Regions from separate parts of the Homo sapiens genome. Here region 2 is linked to region 1. Evidence: chromatin loops called from intact Hi-C (ENCODE). Cell type or tissue: Panc1. All regions are shown on one strand.

Region 1 (2,500 bases):
TGTGTGTGTGAGCGCCGACACGTGCGCACACACAAGCACACACACGCACACCCGCCACCCACAGGGGTGTGGACAGAAATGAATGACTGTGTGTGTCTGCAGCTTGGCCCCTTCCCCACCCCCCAAAGTAGCAGCGGCTGTGTGGGCCCCGCAGCAGCAAAAGTGAGGCCTTCTTCTTCCCCTCCCCCTCCGCAGCTCTCGCTCTGAGACCCCATCTCCTCCGGCGGTAGTTTGGCCACCCTCACTCACAAAGAGCCCCAGTGATCCCGTCAAGACATCTGGGGGAAGAGGAAAAAAAAAAAACAAAACAGCCCACCAGATGTGTGGCCGGGAACCTGCCCAGTAGCTCCTAGGCCATGGATGTGGGCGGCCACTGCACTCTGGGTCCCCATCCCCTGGGAGGCCCCAGCCCCGAGAGGCCCAAGCCCTTGGTGGAGAAACAGGGAGGTGACAACACCAGTGATGGCAAACGCCTCTCCCCCAAGCAGCCACTGGGATCCAGTGCAACGAGGTGGCACACACCCTTCCTGAAGGGGGAAGCGCAGGGAGGCGCAGGGCCTAGCCGAGCTGGCTGAGCACCCAGGGCCGGGACCTGGGCCTGGACAACCACCTGGAGAGGGAACCCCCACCCCCATCCCGCAAAGAAAAAGTAACAGTCGCAGAAGAGGCAGGCTCCGAGCGTGGTCCCGCCATAGGCACGTTGATTAGGACGGCAGCCCGCGTGAGGTATTGCGCTCTCCCCCCAGCACCCTGCTCAGGCCGAGCCCTCCTGCCCTCCCCTCCCTTGCCACACGAGTGGGCAGGGACACCCGTGGGTGGGGGTGGGGCAGGGGCCGGCCTGCCGGCCACGGGGCCCTAGGTGGGGGCCAGCTCGAAGGCGCCATCACTGGTGGGGGTGGTGAAGAAGGAGGGCGGGTTGGAGGCCGCAGATGCCTGCCCCCCACTGCCCTGCTCCTGCGAGTGGCGCTCCTCCAGCCGCAAGCTGCGCTCAAAGTCCAGCAACTGCCCCATGAAGTTGAAGTTGGGGGAGATGTTAGACTTCTTCCTCTTGACCAGGTCATAGGCATCGTTGAGAGAGAGGTGGAGCTTCTGCATGAGGTAGGCCACAGTGACGGTGACAGAACGGCTGACCCCCGCCAAGCAGTGGACGAGCACCCCGCAGTTCTGGGACAAGGCCTCATCTAGATGGGGCAGGAAAGGGCCCGGGAGACCCGGAGGGCAGGCGTGTGTGAGGCCGAGGCCTTCCGAAGGGCCCTCAAAGGCCCCGCCCTGCCCCCTGGGCCAGATGGCCACGACCTGCAGGTTTCTCTAGTGGCCTCTGGGGGCCGCCCTAGCTCTGCCTGTCCCCTAGAACTGTCACCTAGGCTTTTGGCTCTGGGAATGGCAGCGGGGCTTGGGAGGAGTACTCACAAGGGGGAGGCCAGAGCAGGCCTTGGGGAGGACAGGAGGGAAGGGTGGGTGGGGTGGACTCACCAATGAACTCAATGGCCTCCGGAAAGAACCGCGACAGGTTCTGGCTCCAGTGGTCGGAGATGGGGATCTGCTTGTAGTGAAAGTCACCATTCTTCTCGAAGAAGTTTGGGAGGTTGGGGGTGACATTGAGGATGTAGCGGATGCCCAGTTTGGCCAGGCTCTCCAAATTGGCGGAATCCCGGGCACTGCCCAGATAGAGGTTGGGCAGGATCTGGACAGGGAAGGATGCCCGCAGCCCCACTGGTGGGGGTGTGGCACCCTCCGAATCCAGGCCACAGCTCATGGAGTCGCGGTCAGCCTCGGATTCCGCATCAGAGCAGTCGGAGCCCAGGCACAGGCTGCCCAACCCCACCACGGGCACTGGACCGGGCACCGGCGCCATGCTGGAGCCGGCACGGCCAGCAAGGCTGGTCTCACACAGGTGAGGGCACTCGGCCTGGAATCTGCTGAAGCCTCCTGTTGGGGAGAGGGCATGGGGCCTGCTGACCTGGCCTTCTGGGCAGCCAAGTGCCTCTGTCTGGGGCTGGGGAGATGACCCTGGACAACTTGGAGGGTTTGCAAATGTTCCCAAAGGGAACACAAAACCCAGCAGCTTGGTGTGTCCTGGTACCCACGTGGGGCCCTAGCCACCCTCAGTCAGCTCGGGCTGCAAGAAGCTGGGCTCACGCTGAGCCACCGGAAAGGATCTTACACCCCTAGGGTCAAGCTGAGGCAGGTGTGAGGGCTCAACAGAGCCGAGATGCACTGCCAGCCTTAGGGAGGACTGCGGCCATCAGCTAAAGAAAAGGAGGAACTCAGATGTCAGCTCTCTGCCTGGGCATCTCCTGACTCTCAGGGATGAAGTGGGACCCCAAGATGTGGGGGAACTTGGGGGAGAATATGGCTCAAGAAGCCAGCATCTCTATTTACAGATACTATTTCCCCGGGCTGGACACCTGACACTTTATATGCTGTTCGGGAGGCTAAGGCAGGAGGATCGCTTGAGCCCAGGAGGCTTCAGTGAGCCGTGATTGCACCAGTGCTGTCT
Region 2 (2,500 bases), 110 kb after region 1:
TAGTGGAGACATGGGGAGGGCCACCAATCAGGGGAGGCTGGGATGGCACCAGATGCCAAAGACTAGGCCAGGGCTCTGTGCCTGTCAGGAAACACCTCTCTAGCTCCCAGCCTATGAATTCCCTGAGCAGGCTTGTCACCAACACCCCCCTCCCCAGCTCTGTAAGATGGGGCCAGCCGGTCCCAAAGACTGGCAGTGTCACACAGCCCAACCTGTGGGGGCAGGGACAGCCTGCAAAGAGGGTGGGCAGGGCCCGAGGGATTGGGGCATGAGCACGGCCAGTGCCGAGGAATCAGCAGTCTCCAGGGTGCCTGTGGCTGCTGGCAACAGGGAGCGGAGGCTTACTTTCCAGAAGTTTCTCGGGGAAGAAGCAGTGGGGAGGGAGCATGAGAGCTAATGGGAGATGCAAGTTCTTGGGTCCAGAGACCCAAAGAAGAAGAACGGTGTCACGCGAGGAGAGAGAGAGGCACGGGAATGGGAGTGGGTTCCTGGTGGGGAACAGGCGGGGAGAAGCCAAACCGGAGTCACGGTGCTGAGGGAGGGGACTGGGAAGTCTTCAAGCCTTTTCTGGGCTGCATGGCCTCGCAGGGGTCGGGGAGACACTGCCCACCCTGGGCTGCTCATCAGCTGCTCTCTGCAGGGTGCAGACAAGGCCACTGAGGCCGGAGGTGGAGAGGGCCCTGTAACCATGAGTCAGAGCTCTGGCCTGTGGCCCAGGTCAGGACAGAACCTACGCTGCCCGACAGGACCCGGTGAGCACAGGGCCCTCAGGACCCAGCAGCCTTGGTTCTAATGCAACTCCAGCACCAACTTTGATCCCTCAGCCAGGGCTCACAGCTTGTCTACATGGCGACTTGAATGACACCCAAAGCCACTCAGAAGCCCCCAAATTGGCTTTGCCTTCACAATCAGAGCCACCTGTCCCTATCCAATTCTGTCACTTGTCATCCTTGAGGACGCTTACTTCTCAGTCTTCCTTGGCCTGAAGGTACTGGAAGCTTACGTGCGTGACTGGCATCCGGGCCTGGACACCCACTCAGCCACCTTCTACCGGGGCAGGCATGTGGGATGACACCCTCCTCTGGCCCCACCCTTGGCCCCAGGATTCTCAGCCCCGGCTGATCCCGAGGAGCCCTCCCGGGCGCTCACCCGGCGCCCAGTGCTGTCGCGGCCGTGACCAGACCCACACTGACACCTGGTGGACAGACAGCAGCTTGCAGCTCCCAGCCCTGGGCAGCTGGGCTCACGCCTGCCATCTGCTGCAGGGACGGGATGACCAGAGAGCCCAGCCCCAGCCCATGGGGCACTCACAGTGGGTCTGGGAAGGCACACAAGACCCTCCAGATGACTGGAGAACAGGCGCATGCTAACCTTGGGGCTTCTGAGGAGGGGCAGGGGTAGCCCTGGCCGCAGTGGAACAGAAGCTGCCGCCCGCACAACCGTGGCTCATTCACCCCAGCTAGGCGACGGCCACATGGCGTCCTCCCCACCCAGAAGAGCCGCAGCTGTCCGTGCCTCTCTGCCCCTGGCTCAGGTTTCTTCAGGAGCCAAAGGCCTCTTGCTGAGGCCCGAGCCTGCCCCAATCGGGAGCCTGGGGTTAACGCACGACCTCAGCTCCTGGGTGGTGGGGAGGGGGCTGGGGACCAGGGACCCAACTGAGGGGTGTGCACCTCGCTCTGGACTGGGACTGTCTCCTGGAATTACAGGAGCTAAGCCAGGTGGGGACAGTACTAGGGAGTACAAGACCCCCCAAGTGACTTAAGAAGAAGCACGTGCTAACCGTGGGGCTTCTGCGGAGGGAGAGGAGCAGGGGAGGGCTCCCCAGACACCTGGGGTCTCCACTGCCCTTAGCCTGGAGCCTCCATGCGAGTCTCTCTCCTGCCTGCCCCTCCTCACATGCCCAGTTTGTCCCTGAGAGCAGCCGGGACCCCTGGCCCATTCCCCAGGAGCTCCCTCGCCCTCGCCAGCCTCTCCCTTGGCCTTGACCTGCCCTTGCAGCTGTAGCCTTGCTCGTTTCTCCTTAGCCTTCCTGTGGGCTCGGGGTCCCGACGGCTGCCCCACTGCAGCACCCATTGACGGGGAGGAGGAACACAGCTGCGGCCCCTCTGGCTCTGAGCACATGCTTCCCCAGCAGGCCCGAGGGCAGTCCAGGTCCAGGGCATGGGGGCAGGGGCTGGCCGGTTGGCATGGACACAGATGGGCGGCCTGCCCGGAGCAGAGGCCAGATGCCATCAGAATTGGATTAGGAGCATCTCGTGTCGGCTCCCAGCGAATCCGCCCCCTCCTTTCCAGAACTGCCTGTGGAGCCCAGAGGGGCACTGGGCGGGGCCAGGTTCCCGGGCGAACCCACCTCTGAGTTCAGCCTGAGACCCAGGTTTCCTGACAACAGCAGCGCGGTTTCCAGGATGGGTTCTGGAATCCTCTTGGAGTGCTCCCAAGACAGGGAGGGCAGTGGATTGATGAGTGTACCGCCAGAAGATAAAGTCCCCTTCCCGCAATG

The links. Peaks named below come from ENCODE experiments on the same cell type or tissue, not always from the same donor. Only the 100,000 strongest peaks of a DNase experiment are listed, where the experiment ranks them.
Region 2: it touches region 1 in a loop (4-fold over the local background); 11 of 110 quality-filtered maps call a loop at or near these places.

What each region holds. Positions count from the first base shown.
Region 1 is chrX:153,648,661-153,651,160 of GRCh38, reverse strand. DUSP9 (dual specificity phosphatase 9) reads right to left here. Exons shown (of 4, transcript NM_001318503.2): 3 at 1,474-1,929; 4 at 1-1,181. The coding sequence ends at 856. Among named protein-coding and RNA genes, the nearest start is that of DUSP9, 2.7 kb to the right of the region's middle. In Panc1, CTCF peaks have their summits at 1,112 and 1,314; no DNase peak of the experiment used is centred here.
Region 2 is chrX:153,538,364-153,540,863 of GRCh38, reverse strand. The region is part of intron 3 of ATP2B3 (ATPase plasma membrane Ca2+ transporting 3); the gene reads right to left. Among named protein-coding and RNA genes, the nearest start is that of ATP2B3, 22 kb to the right of the region's middle. In Panc1, no CTCF peak of the experiment used is centred here; a DNase peak (open chromatin) is centred at 1,223.